Linked DNA regions of Homo sapiens: region 2 is linked to region 1. Evidence: chromatin loops called from intact Hi-C (ENCODE). Cell type or tissue: IMR-90. All regions are shown on one strand. Links, peaks and the distances in the headings refer to the core of each region. The heading gives the core; the rest is flanking DNA. Region 1 overlaps MLLT10 (MLLT10 histone lysine methyltransferase DOT1L cofactor). Region 2 overlaps MLLT10 (MLLT10 histone lysine methyltransferase DOT1L cofactor).

What was found. Peaks named below come from ENCODE experiments on the same cell type or tissue, not always from the same donor. Only the 100,000 strongest peaks of a DNase experiment are listed, where the experiment ranks them.
Region 2: it touches region 1 in a loop (2.1-fold over the local background); 2 of 110 quality-filtered maps call a loop at or near these places.

The regions. Positions count from the first base shown.
Region 1 is chr10:21,722,453-21,727,835 of GRCh38, forward strand. MLLT10 (MLLT10 histone lysine methyltransferase DOT1L cofactor) reads left to right here. Exons shown (of 23, transcript NM_001195626.3): 15 at 3,792-3,903. LOC107984214 (a long non-coding RNA gene) reads right to left here. Exons shown (of 2, transcript XR_001747388.2): 2 at 4,071-4,611. Among named protein-coding and RNA genes, the nearest start is that of MLLT10, 190 kb to the left of the region's middle. RefSeq lists an enhancer at 4,070-4,571. In IMR-90, for the core only: no CTCF peak of the experiment used is centred there; a DNase peak (open chromatin) is centred at 2,419.
Region 2 is chr10:21,629,667-21,635,049 of GRCh38, forward strand. All of the region lies in intron 8 of MLLT10 (MLLT10 histone lysine methyltransferase DOT1L cofactor), which reads left to right. Among named protein-coding and RNA genes, the nearest start is that of MLLT10, 98 kb to the left of the region's middle. In IMR-90, for the core only: no CTCF peak of the experiment used is centred there; no DNase peak of the experiment used is centred there.

The DNA.
Region 1 (5,383 bases), core at 237-5,236:
TGTATGTTAATGTTTCCTTTATTTCTTATTCCAGTTTTTTTTAATACAAAAGCTTTCATGCCCTTGATGCTTCATAACCCTTATTTCTTTGGGTTAACATGGACTTTCTTCCTTTCCCCTGAATCTTAATGCTTTTGCTTATTAATGGCAGCAAAGGTTTTTGAGTCTATGAAACGCCAGACACTGTGTGTGCTCTCTTCAGTAAGCCGTCTTCCTCTTCTGCATCTTCAGTGCTAATAAGCTGTGGGATCTTTCCACTAAAAGGTGGGGGTTTCTTGGCTTGGAGGTACCCAGTCTTTCCGAAAGACTCATCAAGGGTCCCAGTATTAACTGTTCCAAACATCAGTTAAGAAATGTAGGCTAAGCAGTGACAGTCATTTGTGTAGTCTTTGGTATCTCATCTTACCAACCTTAAAATGATGACGTTCATGATTTCAGTTTCCCAGCAGAAATTAATATGGAATGTAGTAGATGTTTTTATACACCAAAATGACTCTATCTGGTAAAATTAATAACTTTTAATTTCTCTTTTGAAAGTCTCTTGTTTAGATAAATGCCTTTACTAGAAAAACAACTACCACATTAATTTTAGCTAACCCGTTTGGGAAATTGGTCATTTCCAATAATACTTTCATTTATTGTATCAACTTTTGCCAGCCATCTTTTAAAAATAGATACTTTCCTTCTTTAGCATACGCTAAAGATACTTTATCTTTTTTTGATGATCATCATTATGCAAATTAGTTGTTGTGCCATACTCCTTTCTATTTTGATCTTTAGTATATATAGATCTAATAGATAGGGAAACTAAGATAATTCAGAGACTAGATCAAGAAAATGCCACCCCTCTGAAATTTGAAGCTAATAAGGATAAATATTAATATAAAGCCCTTGGCAGAAGGAACCCTTCCTAAAAAAGAGTATATTTCTAGTTCTAGTGAGAGTTGGATCTTTGGATTCTTATCTAAGGCAAGTGATGAGACTGATAATTGAAAGCAAAAAGGTATTCCAAGTGATATATTGATATGTCACATAGATGACTGCATGAACGAGAGTCAAAAGGCTGGGAGTGTTTCCTTGCTTTGGAAGTGCTAAGGCATCTAGAAGTACACTTTATAAAGTTAATAATAAACTAAAATGAGAATGCTATCCTCAGTGTCTTCTTGGAGGACCACCGTATCCGCATTCTGTACTGTGTTTTCTCTGTTGGTCCTATTTTTCTCTGCCCTGTCCTGTGGTCAGCTGTTACTTCTTGGTGTCAACAGACTGTCTCGAGATAAGACTGTTTCTTCCTCCTTCTAATTAATTTTCCATTTCTAATCTATTAAATGTGTAGTGGATCTTTTTTAGAATTGTATCTACAGTAAGAGTAAATTGGCTCTACAAAAGCTATTTTTAAGTATTAGGATCTGAGACGTCAACAGATGGGACTGGTAATATCTGTTTTTTCTGTTGAATTGTTTGTATTTTTCTTATTCTATATTGTTTTATTAATAGCTAAGATTCCCAAAGAATTGACTTCTGGAGAGAGAAAAAAATCTTAACTGTATCTCTGTTTATGAATTGTGTGTTTTATGTGCCCTCTACTACTAAATACATGGTAAGTGAACAGCACGATCTTCATGTTGAAGTTATAACTTACCTTTTCCCGAGGGACAGTTGATTGTTAAACAGGACTGAAGAGTACCAACTTACTGACTTTGTCTGCATATTTTTAATAAGAGGAAAAACAAAACCCAGAAATTGACAGATTTAATTTACACATTAAAGTGTGAACTATAAAATACACGCTTTGAGATAATAGAAAGCAAGGATGGTACATCCCAGAAACTGTTTCCGTGAACCATAAACGCACATTTTCATGCTTTGTAAGTGGGCTGAAGGCCAAGATGCAATGTCATGATGTGAGTCTGTCCAGAAATACAGCTTCTTCTCTGTGTTATTTTGCTTACAACTACTGTGTTGTCTTAGTCTCTTGTGTGCAGTTATACATATCCAAATGTCCCCCATCTTTTGTTCTTGTTATTCAGCTTCTTTACGATAGAAGTGCTTTAGTTCTTTGCCGATATTTTCAAGAGTTTTGTTCTGAAATAACTGCAATGATTTTAGTTTATAAAAGCTTCAGTTTGATTTCATTCATGAAAAAGAAGAACAATTCTACTTTAACATTTGTGGTTCTGTTAAATCTGAGAATTATTTCAGGCCACTGAGAGTCTTCTGTGAGTAACAGCATTTTGTATACAAGAGATTTGCCTCCAAAATGTCAAATTTTAAGGTCATAATATTCTTGGAAAGTGGGAGAGAGCATGCACATCAAAGAAAGCATTTTTATTACAGTGGATTACGCAATACTTTGGCCAGCCTCCTTAGCTTCATCTGTTTAAGGGTTCATTTTCGCTTGTTTGGCACAGGTCCCAGTGAGGCCTTCAGAATTGTGGTTAGCAACATGAATGAATTACAAACTTTGGACGAGCTCTTCAGTTAGTAGAGCTGGCTTGCTGCCAAAAAGACAGTGCCTTATATGGGGTCAGGGCAAAGCTGTGATTCGTTGAGTCCTGCATTGTATAGAAAACATACTTGGGATGCCTGTTTGCTTTCTTTTAAAATAAAAACAAAACAAAACAGAAAAAGCAGCAGGCTTCCAAGTCTATCAAAATAGGAAGTAACAAAATAGTGTGCAGGTTTTACTAATGACAGAGTTAAGCAATGGAAATACAGCTCCCTGTAGCTAAAATACTAGAAGTAAAAGTTGGACTTTTGACCTCCTTAGCCAGCTTGTGATATGAGAGATTGAAGCATTTGGTTAGATACCTGTTGTCTTCCTGCTTTTATGTTTCAGATGGCTTAATAAGATTAATTAGTCTCATGTCCACATGGTTGCTGTGCCACTGGGGTTTGGTATCAGCTAGATATGTTGAAAATTAAAAGCAGGAATAGTTACCTTCCAACGTGCCAGTTCTTCTTTTTTAAAAATTTGTAGTTATGGCCAGGCGCGGTGGCTCACGCCTATAATCCCAGCTCTTTGGGAGGCCGAGGCGGGTGGATCACCTGAGGTCAGGAGTTTGAGACTAACCTGGCCAACATGGTGAAACTCCGTCTGTACTAAAAATACAAAAAATTTAGCTGGGCGTGGTGGCGGGCGCCTCCTGTAATCCCAGCCACTGGGAAGTCTGAGGCAGAATTGCTTGAACCCTAGAGGCGGAGGTTGCAGTGAGCCGAGAACGCGCCATTGCACTCCAGCCTGGGTAAGAGTGAAACTCTTTCTCAAAAAAAAAAAAAAAAAAATTGTAGTTACGTAACTTTTTTTTTTTTTTTTGAGACGGAGTCTCGCTCTGTCGCCCAGGCTGGAGTGCAGTGGCGTGATCTCCTCTCACTGCAAGCTCCACCTCCTGGGTTCACGCCATTCTCCTGCCTCAGCCTCCCGAGTAGCTGGGACTACAGGCGCCCGCCACCATGCACGGCTAATTTTTTGTATTTTTAGTAGAGACGGGGGTTTCACCATGTTACCCAGGATGGTCTCGATCTCCTGATCTCGTGATCTGCCCACGTCAGCCTCCCAAAGTGCTGGGATTACAGGCGTGAGCCACCGCGCCCGGCCTAGTTATGTAACTTTTAAAAAATTGACATGTTGAATGGTAAAACAAGTAAGAACGAAATTTGCTTTTCAGAAGGTCACAAATTTTGCTTATATTCTTAGGTTGGAGAATATAATTACTAGATCTATTAGAAGGGAAAACTTTTAATATATTTTCACATATAATTCATTTATCATTGTAATTTTTTCCATTTAGGCAAATACTCTATCTGGATCTTCTCTCAGTCAGGCACCATCTCATATGTATGGCAATAGATCAAATTCATCAATGGCAGCTCTTATAGCTCAGTCTGAAAACAATCAAACAGGTAAGTTTTCAAGAATTACTAACTCTAAAACCCTACTCTCACCTACTTTAATTTTTTTCCCCTTTTGGTTCATTTTATTTGAAAACATGCAGGGATGTGGTTAGTAGAGGATTTGTACTTTAAAAAAATATTCACAGTTGGAAAATGTTAAATATTTCAGGTGCTGGTTATGTTAACTAGCTTGATTTTATTATTCCACATTACATTCATATATCATAACATCAATTTGTACTCCAAATTTATATAATTACAAACTGTCAATTTACAATAAAAAAGAATCACAGTTGGAAGTAAATAGTATGCTGTGCTGCAAAATAGCAATGTCCTTTTTTTTTTTTTTTTTTTTTTTTTATTGTCTGAAATGGAAATGTTTCAACAGAGCCATCAGCAAGCAGGAATGCAGCAGTGTCTCCTGTGACTTTTGTGATTGATGTGTTCAGTTCTCAGTTCTATGCAATGAAAGTAACATAACACTGGGCTTTTCTGTGAATAGCCTAAACCTTTATTTGCATAATTCATGAAATTGTATTACACAAACTTGGTTAAAAAAATCCTGTTAGAGAATTTCTGCAGTGTTTAGTAATCCTGTGAATGTTCACCAGTTGACGTTTTGTCGCATTTGTCTCTTGTACTGTCTTAATGAGCCACTGGATTTGCTTTGTTTCATTGCATCCTTAAGGATTGGTTGACATGTCCAAGTAGTCATGCCTGTTTGGGGGAAGGGAATGGATTTAGCAGTTCACCAAGAATGGATCAGTCTGTCTTTACCGTTTAAGGGTCAGAGGTTACCTGACTCAGAATAAGGGGAGGACAACCTTGAAAGAGGCCAGATAAGGTGATTTTTATAAGGAACTAACTGCAGGGGAAATACAAGTTACTTTCCAAGCAGAGATATATGATATTACCTAAGGAATATTTTGAAAAGTTAATTTTTTTCTTTAAAATTCAGGATTCTGTATTCCTACTTGTTTTTGTCAATTTGGAAATTTAGTGTTTTATGTAATTTTATTCTTGGTGTAAGGCTCTAGTGTCTAACACCATAATTTTAGTCTTGGTGTGCAGCTCTATGTAAATGTGTTTTATGGCTTGTCTTGGGATGCAAAGTGTTAAAAAATACAAAGCATACGGATTTGCTGTGATAAGCATACAGATTAGCTGTCCACAGCTGTGATTCATTACTTTAACCGTAGAAATTAAAAGTGGCTGAGGGGAGGGTACAGCAAATGCAAACCACGCTTCTGTGCTGTAAAATTGAAAGGAATGAAAGAACAGAACATAATCCATGGCCTTCTACACCCACAAAAACGTGTAGGGACAACGCCTTACATGCCACAGTTCAGCAATTCTGAACTAGCAACATGCTAGATCTTCTATTTTCGTGGGAACTGCAAAGATAGTGGTAAAGGTTTAATGTATGTTTTAGGAAAAATCAGGGCAAGAGTTTAAAACCTCTTATCTAGTGAGAGTCACTTTATCAGCT
Region 2 (5,383 bases), core at 66-5,065, 93 kb before region 1:
GTAGTAGAAGGATAAATGTTATGTTCTTTGGATTTAGCACCAAGGAAGTCATTGAAGAGGAGTTTCAATGTAGAGTTTCAATATATTTATTGGTAGATAAAGTGGGTGTGAGGAAGTACAGGTAGTGAGAGTACTTAACTCTTAAGAATCTCAGATTTGCTGGGCTTGCGTGTATAGTCCCAGCTGCTGGAGCGCTGATGTGGGAGTATCTCTTGAGATCAGGAGTTAAAGGCTGCAGTGAGCTATGATCATGCCATTGCATTCTAGCCTTGACAACAGAATGAGACCTCATCTCTTAAAACAAAAAATTAAAAAAGAATCTCAGATTTGAAGACAAAAGGGAGGAGGCAGGAAAAATGATACTATGTCTTCTTCTGTTTTGGTGGGGAAGAAAGAAGAGAAGCATGTAGGTGAATAACTAGGTCACCTGGGTAGTAGAGCAAAGAAACTAGATGTGGGTTGAACCCTATCAGAGATATTGCTAGGCAGATTGGGTATACAAATAAGGAGGCCAAGTGCGTTATTTTCAAAAGTGTTTAAAATAATGGATCATGAGATTGAGGTGGGATAATAGATGTAGTGGAACTAGGGAAGGGCTGGAACATAGAGTTACAGGAGATATTGGAGCATGGGCCTAGAGGGCTCAGTAAGGTTCAAGAATAAGTATAGTAAGAGTGTGAATTAACTGCAAGGTTATGAAGAAAGAGTAGATCATTGTGGTTTAATATTTCATTGGGATATGTTGGGTGATGGCAGCTTCCAGGTGTTGGAAGACAGTTCTCCATGGTTCTCACATTTATACACATCTTGTGAGTGGCAGCCCTGACTGCCTTTGTTCTTTTCAAGGTTGTTTATGTTGTTTATATAGCAAGCAAACAGCCTTGGAAAACAGAGGCACTATCATTCAAATTTCTCCTGTAATTCAGTCCACTGTGTGTATAAATGTCATCTTGCCCCAGGTCACCCTGTCAGAATGGGGAACTTAGGCAAATGCTAACAGTCTGGCTTTTGCTATTGCCACGAGTATTAAAGTCCTCTGTGTCCAATGCAGGAGTCTTGTGTCATCTTCTACCAGCATCTATGAAACTGTGGTGAACTAACTTGTCACTTTACAAGTACAGTAAGATCTTAGACTCTTTGTAGTTTTTGACACCAAGATGTGGTTTTAGGCATACTGAAGGAGAGTCTGAATGAAAGCCATTGAAATTGAGAATATTTGAGGACTGTGCGAGTTGTTCATACAGTTGGCCTTAACTCGCTAGCACACCCACCCACTCTTGTGGTCCAGGGATGTTGGGATACTGTGGTTCAAGGTCTTACCAAGATCACATGTAGCAGGAAAGAGTTGCCTAAAGAAAAGTACGTCGGGCGCGGTGGCTCAAGCCTGTAATCCCAGCACTTGGGGAGGCCGAGGTGGGCGGATCACAAGGTCAGGAGATCGAGACCATCCTGGCTAACATGGTGAAACCCTGTCTCTACTAAAAAATACAAAAAAAAATTAGTCGGGCATGGTGGCGGGCGCCTGTAGTCCCAGCTACTCGGAAGGCTGAGGCAGGAGAATGGCGTCAACCTGGGAGGCGGAGCTTGTAGTGAGCCGAGATGGTGCCACTGCACTCCAGCCTGGGCAACAGAGCAAGACTCCGTCTCAAAAAAAAAAAAAAAAAAAAAAGAAAAGTAATGGGCAGACGAAGAGATAAAGAGACACCTATTAATAAATGATAGAGCTGGAATTTAAGATGAACTATGTCTGACTACGAAGTCCCTGGAATTTTTTTTTTTTTTAAATACATCTTTCTGCCTTTACTGGAGGCTGTATTAGTCCATTCTCACACTGCTATAAATGAGAATGAGTAATTTAGTAGGAAGAAAAGAGATTTAGTTGACCCACAGTTCTGCAGGCTGTACAGGAAGCATGGCTGGGAGGCCTCAGGAAACTTACAATCATGTCAGAAGGCGACGAGGAAATAAACACATCTTTACCATGGTGGAGCAGGAGAGAGAAAATGAAGAGGGAAAGTTTGAAACTGCTACATACTTTCAAACAACCAGATCTGGTGAGAACTCTTATCAGGAGAACAGCAAGGGGGAAGTCTGCCCCCATGATTCAGTCACCCCACCATCAGGTTCCCCCCCCAACACTTGCAGATTACAGTTCAACATGAGATTTAGGTGAGGACACAGAGCCAAACGATATCAGAGGTAAGAATCATATCCCCTTTGAAAGTTAGATAAATCTGTATTACAACTTGAAGAGTTTTTTTTTTGGTTTTTTTTTTTTTTTGGTTTTAGTACAAATGGTGAAGTTTTCACATGTTCTCAAAAGAATGCTAATACAGAATATGCCTTATCAATCCTCTGTTCTGTTCCAGGAAGCTATTATTTAACTGAGTAGTATTTGGGAGAATAAATTTTGAAGACCTGCTTGCTTAAATAAATAACTTGTTAAAAGAAGATAAAAAGTGAAAGTAGATGTGAATAGTCTTTTTGAAATTTAGCTTGAATTCAGATGTTGAAGACAAACAGTAATATAGTGTGCATCAATTAATTGGCATGTCCATGAAATAGAATGTTATGGCTAACTGAATTGGCTGAGGATTAACTTTATTTAATAGAGTTATTTTTTGCAACTTGTAAGGTTGAGATTGCATGTAATGCAAAGACTCATGTTTAATTCATGTAGGTGTTTAGAATTTTATTCCAGCTATCTAATTATAGCATCATGGAGATGAAGTAATGATAGCCTATTGTTTTCCATTAATAATATAAATATTTATTAATGTATTTATCACCTGTGGCAAATGACCTAGTTTTCATTTCCATTTTTATAGATGAAGAATTAGGGACATGAAGGTTTAATTAGATTTGATAAATGTTTACAAAGCGTCTACTCAATTCGAGACACCATGCTCAATCCTTGGGAAAACAGAATTTAAAAATCTGGAGAGTCACAATCAATATTGAACAGTTTGTTTAAAGTTTTGTATTTGGGGGCATAACACCAGTAGAATCCGGTTTATTTTTTAAAACTTTTCTGCTCCTTTCTATGGCCTCTCTTTTGTATTTTTTCAGAAATGTAGCTATAAGCAGTGAGAGTGTTATAGTAGATAGATCTGACTTATCTGAGAAGCCATTTAACTGTGGTATATAATCTAATCTCCTACTGATTGTAGGATGCACCTTCATTTTATGTGCCACTAAGAAAAAATCATGCCAAGTAAACTATGACACAGCAGTATTATAATACATAACCTGATTTTAGAGATTTATTTAAATAAATAAATCTCTTAGGATCTATTAAACATGGCATGTCAAAGAACTTAGAGTTCCTTTTAACTCTTTCAGGTGTTGCATATACAGTTAAAAGATGTGTATATGATTGTTCATCACTATGGTAGCTCATATTTAGAAACCATGTAAATTGCCCGTAACAGATGAATAAATTATGGCACATCTGTAAAAATGGGGCATTATGTTGTGTCTCAGTTTCTTCATCTGCATCAAGTTGATTTTAGTGCTTACCTCATAGAGTTTTTAAAACTAAATTAGTTAGTACATGTAAAATGTCCTGGCACATATTAACTGAAAACCTGGTTGTTTAGACAGAAAACACAGGAGCATCTTAGTTATTAACCAACATTATTATTGTAACACTTATGATTTAGAATCATGATTTAGAAGACTAATGAAGTGCAAAGATGTTTTTAATATAAGTGAAAGATACATAGTGTATTCCCAGTTTTGGTTAGGAGATTTTTAGGCCAGGCATAGTGGCTTATGCATGTAATCCCAGCTCTTTGGGAGGCCAAGGCGGGTCTAAGAGTTGGAGACCAGCCTGGGCAACATGGCAAGAAGCCATCTCTACAAAAAATATAAAAATAAGCTGGGCATGGTGGTATGCACTTCTAGTAGTCCCAGCTACTTAGGAGGCTGAGGTGGGAGGATTGCTTGAGCCCAGGAAGTCGAGGCCACAAAAGCTGAGATTGTGCCACCGCACTCCTGCCTGGATGACAGAGACCCTGTCTCAAAAAAATTATTATGGATTCATTTGAGAATTAGTTTTTCACATTGTGATGCTTCCTCTCTACACAGTTAGGAATGTATCACCTAAGAAGTTGATTCTATATAGCCACAATGTAATTAGCTTAGGAAATTTAACATTAATATAATACTATTAAAAAACATATAATCCATAACCAAGCATCTCGTTGTTCGAGCAATGTCCTAATTGATAGCCAGTTTAAGAAGAAATTGATGTAGAAGTCAAGTATCAAACGTTGCATTTAGTTGTTGTCTCTTTAGTCTCCTTTAATCTAAAATAGTCCCAGCACTTTGGGAAGCCAAGGTGGGTGGATCACTTGAGGTCAGGAGTTCGAGACCAGCCTGGCCAATATGGTGAAATCCAATCACTACTAAAAATACAAAAACTAGCCGAGTGACGTGGCTCGTGCCTGTAATCCCAGCTACTTGGGAGGTTCAGGCAGGAGAATCACTTGAACCCAGGAGGCAGGGGTTTCAGGGAGCCGAGATCACACCCAGCCTGGGTGACACAGCGAGACTCAGTCTCAAAAAATAAAACAGTTACCAGGATTTTCTACCTTTCATGACATTGACATTTTCTTGAGTTCAGACTAGTTGTTTTGCAGTGTTGCTCAGCTGGGATTTGTCTGATTTGTTTCCTCCTGAAAAGATTCATGTTAAGCATATTTGATGGAAATACCACGTAGATGATGTCTTGTTCTCAGTGCATTGTATCAAGGGACATATGATATTAGTTTATCCCATCATCCGTGATACTAAATTTGATCCCTTGGTTAAGGTGTCGTCTACCAGATCTACTGTGAAGCTTTCATTTCCCTGTGAGATATTACTTGAGGCTTTGAAATTTCTGTTCCCCAATAGTCTTTCATGCAGTGTGTTTAATATATCCATTGATGATCTTTGCCTGAATCTGTTGTAACTTTGGTGGTAATAATGTGATGATTTTCTGTTTCTATCAATGCTTCCATATTTATTTCTTGGCATGCTTTGGTTATGAAGAACTTCATCTGTCCATCCAAACATCCATCCATTCACTAATCTCTCCAGTATCGAGTAGACTCAAGTTTATTTTTTTAAGTTCACTGTGTTACGTAATTCCTGTTATTATTCATCTTAATGCTCAGATTGTCCCACATTTGGCCAATGGGAGTCCTTCAACTTGGCACTTGTGCCCTTTTGAAATTTTTCAACAGTTTATAAAAATTTCCTTAATTTCTAGTAAAACAGATGCTGTAGGCTTATCTTGTCTTCTTTTCTGCCCCAGACCTTGAATCAGCTCATTTTCTAACACTGGTTTCTTTTAGTGGAGGTAGCATATCTACTTGGAGTGTGTCTCTGTCCTAGA